2 separate regions of the Mus musculus genome follow, and region 1 is linked to region 2. A link is a contact called in ENCODE Hi-C or POLR2A ChIA-PET data. All regions are on one chromosome and are shown on one strand. Each heading gives the region's core, a stretch centred on a gene start or an enhancer-like site at or near the end of the contact. The rest is flanking DNA. Distances are from core to core; before and after follow the strand shown.

Region 1 (4,726 bases), core at 2,168-4,667, 43 kb before region 2:
TTGTTCACGCATCAGTTTAGACTGATTTTAATTGCATGAATGGTGATGGGGAACCGCCTTTAGACAGAAACCATTGTCTAAAAGTGGAACCACTGTGAAATTTAAAGAGAACAGTTGACTGGACTGGAGGCGGGGACCTGATAGCTCAGTGGGGGCTGTGTGTTCCCAGTCTTCCCAAACTTGATACAATGTTCCCTTCTCCGAAAGGCTCAAGTAGGAACATTTGATTCTAATAAGTATCTGAAAGTGCTATCAGGCCCCCGGCTTTTAAGCTGCTCGTGGGTTTGGCTGATGTAGACTAACTCAGTAGTCAGCTTTCTGGCAGGCAGAATGATTGAGTGGTTAGCCTGGGCTTGTGTCTGTGGTGACGGCGCCATCTCTGTTCCACCAGGAGGCTGAGCCATAACCAATATTTGTAGAGTACCTATTGTATGCTGTGGTGAGACTTATACTGACTACAGCTGGGCCTTGGTTTTCGTCTTTTCCACATGTAGTTTACTTTGGTCATCTGATACTAGTATGTGACATAATCTGTGACTAGCAAGAACACACACACACACACACACACACACACACACACACACACACACACATCCCATATAGACATTCACCTCTGCAGCTCTGAACGTTCATAGCTCCCTGTCAACTTTGTGTTTTAAGTCAGGTGCTTCCATCGTGGTCCTTTGAAGGTCTTGTTAATTGCTTAGAATTGTACTGCCTTTAGTTACTAAGCTTTAAAGACACTGCAGTTGGATGTGGTGGCCCACGGTTGTAGTCTTTTTTTTTTTCTTTCCATTTTTTATTAGGTATTTAGCTCATTTACATTTCCAATGCTATACCAAAAGTCCCCCATACCCACCCACCCCCACTCCCCTACCCACCCACTCCCCCTTTTTGGCCCTGGCGTTCCCCTGTTCTGGGGCATATAAAGTTTGTGTGTCCAATGGGCCTCTCTTTCCAGTGATGGCCGACTAGGCCATCTTTTGATACATATGCAGCTAGAGTCAAGAGCTCCGGGGTACTGGTTAGTTCATAATGTTGATCCACCTATAGGGTTGCAGATCCCTTTAGCTCCTTGGGTACTTTCTCTAGCTCCTCCATTGGGAGCCCTGTGATCCATCCATTAGCTGACTGTGGGGGTTGTAGTCTTGATATCAGCAATGCAGAGGCAGGTGAATCATGAGTTTAAGCCAACCTTGACTATAAAGCGAGACCCAGTCTTAAAAACAAAATCACCATCACCAACAAGATGCATAGGAGCTGAAGGGACAACAGAGTGGTTTGTAACACGTTCTGCTCTTACGGAGGATCCTAGTTCCGTTCCCAGCTGCCACATTGGGCAGCTCATCGCTGTCTGTAACTCTAGCTCCAGGGGTTCCAAGAACTCTTCTGGACTCTGTAGGTACCTGCGTCACATGCACAGCCTCCACTCTATACACATAATTAAAAATAAAAATAGCTCTTTAAAAAAAGGACATATATCTTCCCAGGGATTATTATCTTGCCTTTTCACTTTAAAGTGGAGAGCTTCCTCCTTCACCTTCATTGCATCAGGAAAACACCCCTCGTGGGTTGATGAGCATTGTGGAGAAATATGAAAACAGCCAGCCATTTAAAGCTGAGCGTGTCTGAGCAGGCATGGTGGCACACAGCTTTAATCCCTGCACTGGATGGGCAGAGGCAGGCGGATCTCTGTGAGTCTGAGGTCAGTCACATCTACATAGTGAGTTCCAGGACAGCCAGGGCTTTAAAGTGAGACCCCATCTTTGGGGGGGGGGGGGACACGGAAGCTGAGCATGTCTGCGTCTGACTTTGGGGGGAGTTTGTTCTTTCCGTTTACCACATAGGTCCCTGGGATTGAGCTTGGTGTCCCCTTGCCTACAAACCATCATATTTGATGTTGAGTCATGGAGGAGAAGTTGCTAAGCGTTTTGTGTGTACCCCTCCATCTGTAGGGGATTGCTTCAATCTTAAAATAAGTGACTGTAATGAAGTCTTGGGAAGGTGTGACAGAGCTGACAGTAGCCCAGAGAGGTCTTGGAACTTGTGGCAGTTCCTCTCCCTCGGATTCCGACTGCTAGAATTACAGGCTGGTGCCACTCTGCCAGGCTGCAGCAGAGTCACTTAGAGCAGGTCTTTTCCTTTCTTCCATGATGCTGATGAAGCTCAGCACTGCTCTGGATTTGAACTTGGAACATTTTTAAAGTTTCCATGATTGGTCACAACCTCCCAGATGAGTTTGGAAAACAGATTTTTAAAAAGTATTTTTTTTTTTTTGTACATTTTTTTTTTCCAATGTCTGTGTGTCATTGCATGCGGTACCCATGGAGGCCAGAAGAGGGAGTCAGGTTCCATGGAAATAGAGTTACAGGTGCTTATGAGTGCTGGGTACTGAACTCAAGTGTTCTGCAAAAGTGGCCAGTGCTCGGAACCACCTCTCCAGCCAGCTCCCCACTCCCCCGTTTGTGTGTGTGTGTGTGTGTGTTTGTGTGTGTGTGTGTGTGTGAGAGAGAGAGAGAGAGAGAGAGAGAGACAGAGACAGAGAGACAGAGAGACAGAGAGAGAGCGAGAGAGAGAGACAGACAGACACAGAGAGAGAGAGAGAGAGAGAGAGAGAGAGAGAGAGAGAGAGAGGGAGGGAGAGAGGGAGAGAGAGACCTGTAGGCCACTCACTTGTCCCCAGATCTGTTTACTCTTCTGAGGACGGATTTGCCTCTGGTGTCCTGTCCATCTGTACAGCTACAGAGTTTAGGAAGGAAGTTACATGTAACATTGACTTTGAAAATGTAAACACTCGGGCTGGAGAGATGGCTCAGCGGTTAAGAGCACTGATTGTTCTTCCAGAGGTCCTGAGTTCAAATCCCAGCAACCACATGGTGGCTCACAACCACCCATAATGAGACCTGAAGACAGCTACAATGTACTTACATATAATAAATAAATAAATAAAATCTTTAAAAAAAAAAAAAAAAAAAAAAAAAAAAGAAAATGTAAACACTCGCTGTGTCCCTGGACTTAATAAACCCATCTTACAAAGAAACAAAGAAACCTTGTACCAAACAGAGCACACCCCTGTGGAAGCCCTGGATTCCCAGCCCTTGCAACGAAGTCACGGAAAGTTAAATTCCCTGTACTTTGCTTCCACAGCAGATTTTCTTTTTTAAACTTTGTGCTTAGCCTCCCCCACAAACAAAACACCCACAAACTTGCTGGGGTTTACTTCCTCGGCCTCTGCCTCTGCCGGCCTCTGGCTCCGGGGAGGAAAGGCTCTCCTCACCCCCTGTGCCTCACTGCCCCCGCCTCTTTCTGCTTCCTGCTAATTCTGCAGCGCCTGGAGCCTGAGCCGAGGCTCCAGTGAGCATGCTCACAGCAGCCCTCTACCCCCTCCCAAAAGCAGAGGAAGCTGGTTTACATACGAGTCATACCAAGCATAGCCCGCATGTCAGTGCAGTCAGCTTGCAGCGGGCTGTGAGGGAGAGTGCCTTTGTCCTGAGAAATGTGCTTTGTGTTTTTCTTTTTTACTGCTTTCTTTTTAAACCCCCAAGACGGGCTCGAGAAGTCTTCTGAAATGATTTTTTAAAGCCGAATAGAAGACACAATCAGACACCTTCCACAAGCCCTTGACGGGTTTTGTTTGAGTCTGATTTTTGTGTGTGTGTGTGTGTGTGTATGATTTTTAAAAACCTTTTACATACTTTGTTTTGATCTCCTGAGGCTGGGCCTCTGTCTTCCTGAAGTTTTAGGAGAGCCTGGAGCTACTCAGCTAAGACTGAATTTTGAAACTTTCTCTTTGGGGGTGAAAGCAAAGAACTGTTTTTCTTTGCTAGCCGGACAGATAAATGCTGTTTATGAAGATGGACCTGTTGAACTACCAATACTTGGACAAGATGAACAACAATATCGGCGTTCTGTGCTATGAAGGTAGATGTTCTAGAATGTACTCTTTGCTTTTGTGATGGCCACTCCTCCTTTGGAGGGGGGCTTTGACTGGCTTATGAACATTTTCTTGTCTTTCTTGTGATGGTGGAGCGAGTGGAAAGAGAGTTGTGTACCATTTCAGGACAGTTCGCTTTTGCCCGGCAGGAGGGTGGCAGCCGGGGAGGGCTGGAGGAGACACGCTGTTAAAAGTTTACTTGTGATGTACTAGCAAGGTCTGACAAGATCGTTACATTATAAGTGATTTTTCTCTTTTGATTTTGTTGGCATTTTATGCATAAGTAGGAATTTACAGAAGTAAGGAGAAGTTAAACATGTGGGTGCTGGAGTAGAGGGGAGGGGCCTTGGGACTTATTTTTAAACGTATCACCGTGTACAGTGTTCGGTGTGGACCCTTGCTCTGAATTTCATGTGGTAGAGGAACAACAGCAGAAAGCCACAGTAAGTTGTTGTTTTCCTGAGCCATTGTCTCAGGCATCAAGGGGTTTTTTTCCTGTGAGGTTTGTGGGACTGGCAGGGCCTGGTGTCAGGGAGCCCAGGCCGGGCTCTTTGTCTGCCGCCCCATTTCCTGTGCAGAGAGCTGACAGTGAGACAGGCTCCCTCCAACCCCAGTCCCTGGCAATTACACCATAAGCAGCCGGAAGGCTGAAGAAAGTGGAAAATACCCCCACCCCTAGATTTGCCCATCACCTCCCCTTCCCCTGGGCACTCCCTGTAGTAAGTTAAGCTTCTCTGGAGAAAACCCCAATCCCATCTTTTGGAATCTTACCTACGTGCGATTTGAGACCAG
Region 2 (4,688 bases), core at 2,083-4,582:
GAGCTTAAAGCTGTCCTGGGGTCTGGTGACAGAGACAAGCCTGCCCACAGGAGGGTCTGAATTCTGGAGCCTCAGCTCCCTGGCTGGCAGAGAAGCCCGGCCTCTGCTGTTCCTGCTGATTGGCTTCTTGTTGCCTCCCTTGAGGAGTCCTAAGAGATGGCCCGAGGATGCCAGGCCCAGTGGTACATACCCTATGACCCAGCACGTGGGATGCTGAAACAGGGGATTGGAGAGTCCATGGCCAGGCTGGGCTACATAGCAGTGGTCTCCAGCAAAGGAAGGGAGGGTGGGAGCTCATGGATGGTCACAGGAACAGTTTCAGCACTGAGTGTCGTGGGAGTCCGTTGGCTCTCATTAGATCAGCAAGTCAGGGGCTCAGCCACTGCTGAGGTTGTCTGAGGAGCTGCTGGGTGTACATGGCGGAATGTCTATGCAAATTTCCAGGTTCTGGGTCAGACATAGTTTTCAGCCCAGAGTTTCTCCAAGGGAAAGAGCTCTGGGGCCTGTGGTAGTCTGGCTTGTGGTCCTTCACAATCCACGAGTTGAAGCCCCTCTCCTCCAGTGCGAAGGTCTTTGGAGTTCTTAAGGTTAGATGAGGTTAGGAGGTGAGCCCTGCTCATGTGGGGTTAATGCCCTGGGAAGAAGAGACCACAGTGCATTGTTCCTTCATTCTGTATGAGGATTCAGAGGAGGACAGCGAGCGTCTATGACTTGCCAGCGGTGGTACAGACGGGTCGTAGGCCTCCAGGGACTGTCGTTTAACGTGTTGTTTAGATCTGTTGTCGATTCACTGTGGAGCAAAACTTCTCTCAGAGATGTGGCCCGACATAACGAGCAGTTGATTTCAGAATTCCATTGTAAACTTTCAGACCCTCGAAGCTTAACTTGGAAAATGAAGTACCTGGTCAATTCCCCGATACAAGGCTATTGAGTGCCCCCCTTTAACAGAGGGAACTATCAGGGTGTCCACTGAGGGCCGAGAGATTGAGGAAGCTGGGCCAGGTTCCCCCTGATGCTCTGCCCACAAGGTGGCAGATTTGGGGGACACTTGTAATTCCATGTTGTGATGACTCCAGAAGGAATCTCTTTTGGCTGATCCTCCTATGACCCTTCTTTTTGTGTTCCCCTTTCTACCTTGGGAGCCACTCTTCCCAAGATTTTTCTTCCTTCTCCCTGTGCCCTTTAAAAAAAAAGACAGATTTTCGGATGCATCTCTGACTATTCTGGAACTCCCTATAAAGACCCAGGCTGGCTTCGAACTCACAGAGATCTGTCTACTTCTGTCTTCCAAGTGCTGGGATTTGTGTGTGCTACCATGCCCTGCTATCCAGAAACTTTAAGAGGGATTCTGTTGCTATGACAAAATACCTAAACCTGTTTAATTTACAATAAAAAGAAGTTTATATAGCTCACTGCTCCAGAGATGGAAGTCTTAAGATCTTTGGCTGCTTCTGGCGAGGTCTGTGTGCTGTGTCAGTGGAGTAGAGGAGCAGAGGAGGAAACAGAAGGCAGAGGCTCTTGAGAACTAATCCACTTTCCTGAGAGCTACTACAGCCTCTGGAGAAGGAGATGGAATCTTCTTCAGGGCACTCCCTCCCCACGCCACCACATCATATCCAGCTTTGGAGTCCAGCGACAGATAGCGTCTATGTGTGGCATTTATTGTTATCTCTGCTTCCAGGCTCCACCCTTCTCATTGACTGACCCTCTAAGTGATGTCATGCAAGCTGTGGCTTACATTGCCTCTATACATGGGAGAGTCTCATTGTTATGTATGATGAAGACCCACAGGTCACACAGATCTGCCTCCTTTTGCATGTACACATGTAGGAATTTCTCCATGTGACACTCCTCCATATTCATGGTTGATAAAGAGCTTTCTATTTACCTCAGAAATTACCTCCTGTCTCCTGGCCCCGTCTCCATGTTGTATTCACTGCCATGTTCTGCCGACTCTTTTCCATATAGGCATTGGCCTGGGTCACACTGTAGACCCCCTGCCCCCATGCAAACCTCCTTTCTGGGTCAGGTTTCTGAAGTATTAGCTCTGTGGCTCTTGGTCAGCTCTAGGAAATCGCTGTGCAGCCCTGAGTCTCTAGGCTGCAGTCTGCCTCAGGGCCTCACTTGTCTCCTGAGCCATTCAGAAGGCCCTCCTCCAGAGATGGCAAGTTAACAGTCTTCCTAGAACACGGTGTGCCTTTCTCTGCTCCTTCTGATGTTCATCTCTATCAGGGCTGGGCCTTGTTCAGTCAATAGCTCTATAGCCAGTGTAATGCCCAATAATCCTTGGGGGTAGGCCATTCTTGGAATAAGAATGGAACGGGGGAGGGGAGACACACACACACACACACACACACACACACACACACACCTTGAAGCTGTCTTCCTTTTGATGGAGTTAAATTTTAATCCCACCACTCAGAGGTAGAGGCAGGCAGATCTTTGTGAGTTCAAGGCCAGCCTGGTTTACATAGTTAGTTATGTACTGTCTTAGGTAGCATTGCCTAGGGTAACTCCTGTGTTCTGCAGCCATAATGCTCATTTCCAGGCTGGGACAGAGTCAACTACAACTGCCCTGTCCCCCCTCTTCCCTGCACCCCATCTTCCAGAACAGAAATCCCTGGGTCCCCTTGAACCTGTGGAGGCACCTCAGTCTGCATCATGGGCCTGCTTGGTCTCTTATCCTGGGTTACTGTGTGAATAAAATGCCTTTTTTTTTTTTCATCCTTCTATTTACGTTTCTTTTTTTTCTGCTACTGGCACCAGGCTGGGTAGGCGTGAGGTGTGTGGAAACCAAGGATGGTGTATGGCAGAGTGAAGAGTGCTGGTGTGGTTCAGGAGTTGCAGATCAGCAACACAGTCTGACATCTGAGATAAAAAAAGGGAAAGGGCTGTCTGTGTGGCTGGAGAGATGGCTTGGTTGTTAAGAGCACTGACTATTCCTCCAGAGGACCAGGGTTCAAGTCTCAGCGCCATGTGATATTCCCTTTCTGGCCTCCCTTCGTACCATACATACATATAGATATACATGGTTCATATATATACATGCATGTGTATGTACATACATGCAGGCAAGCACTCATACACATTATCTTTTTGCAATCTTAAAAAAAAAAAGGCTAGACAGACACTCTCATCTTGGGAAGACTAGCAGGTCTGTCCCCAGGTGTCCTTCACATTTGCCGCCAGCCCCTCCGTCAGGGCCCCACTTTCTAGCAGATTCACTGTGTTCATTTGCTTGAGTGGCAGGCAGCTCGGGACCAGTGCCAGGCACTGCTTACCCTCCCGCCCTCCTGCTTTGGGTCATGCTTGGTCATGTGTTTCTAGGCAGAGCTGTGAGCGGGGCAGATGAGAACTGGACCCTCCGAGCCACCAGGAGCTGCCCCTTCACTCCTGCCCCTCGGCGTGCCAAGCCAAGCTTGGCCGACAGGTCTTCCTCCAGAGCCTGTGTGCGAGACACCACTGGGTCTATCCATGGGCCGTATCTCCTTGACTACTGAATAAAAGCCACGGTCCTTGTGTGACCTTCAAGGATGGAGGCACCCGTTGCGACAAACTCCCTTCCCAGTAAGCACCTCCCTGGACTTTCACGGAAACGCCGTGGTTAAATTTTAAAAGAATTCATGGAAATCTCCACCGTCCCTCACTTCAGGCCAACTAAGCATGAGATGAGAGTTGTGGGCCTGTGTGACAAGCAGCTCTGACACAAGTCAGGGCCCCACTCCCCTTTGTGACCTTCACTATGGCGTCTTAATGCAGTTGTCTTCCGCTCTCACCCGGGCCAGATCTGGTGGTGCCATCCTTGAGGGCTCCTGGCAGAGAGCTCTCCATACATTCCACAGCCTCAGATTTAAGTCGGGTTGTTGTGGTTTGTCTATCCAGCATTTACCCTTCCCACTCATCCCCACGTCCCCCACGGTGACACTCTGTATTCTGGAAAGCATTTATCCCTTTGAGCAGGCTGCTGGTAACTGCCCCATGTCCCAGCACCTTTGTTTACTGTGCGTAGATAGTGATGGTCTGTCAGACCCTTCTTCACTGTCAGTGGCGCCTTCTACAGATTGCCTTGTCTGTCTCTGTGTAGTCTAAGTAGCCTAAGATTCACAGGGCTTCTGCCTCAGCCCCTTCCCCCACCCAAGGAGCTGAGTGACTCGTGCTTGGTTTTTTGTTTGTTTGTTTGTTTGTTTGTTTGTTTTAGCTCTCCAAAAAGGCTTGATCTTAAGTTTATTCATTTTTTTAAATCAATTTTTAAGGGCAGGATGCAGTTACAAACATGTTGCTTCGGAGATTTTTATATAGGAGAGCTGTTCTAGAAAAGGTTTGGTGGTAGGACCCAAGAATTGTCCTAGAGGGTCAGTGCCCACGAACTCTCCTGTTGAACCAATGGCGGGGGCTTCTTGTCCATCAACACCAGGGTGATACTTATCCCTATCAACCGACCCATTGTGAAGTAAGGATGTGGCTCTCCGCCTGCTTCTTGTTTTAGCTTCTCAACAGAGCCACTAGGGCTGCTGGGCACTTTGGTTTGCAGGTGCCTGAGAAGTCACTACAGAGTGCCAGGCCAGGCCGGGGAGAACAGAATTCAACACCCAGAGTGCAGTTCCTACTGAGTGTACACTCCCTTTACACCGCAGAGAAGCTGGGGACCCTCTGCATAATACAAAAGGATTTAGGGCTTGTGTGTGGCC

Evidence for each region. A loop is a pair of places that touch in the nucleus more often than their neighbours do. ChIA-PET counts read pairs that join two places held with the same protein, here RNA polymerase II (POLR2A).
Region 1: a map of left cerebral cortex shows a loop between it and region 2 (3-fold over the local background). The contact joins the promoter of Vgll4 here to the enhancer-like site in region 2. A Hi-C loop is called at or near these places in 20 of 37 maps with a recorded cell type or tissue (T-helper 17 cell, T-helper 2 cell, adrenal gland and 5 more). POLR2A ChIA-PET finds 5 or more read pairs at or near these places in 3 of 5 experiments (Patski and embryonic stem cell).

The regions. Positions count from the first base shown.
Region 1 is chr6:114,920,512-114,925,237 of GRCm38, reverse strand. Vgll4 (vestigial like family member 4) reads left to right here and starts at 3,417. Exons shown (of 5, transcript NM_177683.3): 1 at 3,417-3,921. The coding sequence starts at 3,840.
Region 2 is chr6:114,877,920-114,882,607 of GRCm38, reverse strand. The region is part of intron 2 of Vgll4 (vestigial like family member 4); the gene reads left to right. Among named protein-coding and RNA genes, the nearest start is that of Vgll4, 42 kb to the left of the region's middle. Within about 2 kb of position 3,332, at least 1 of the 3 ENCODE cell types and tissues checked has a DNase peak (open chromatin) inside an H3K27ac peak, as active enhancers do; it is heart, where a contact is called at or near this core.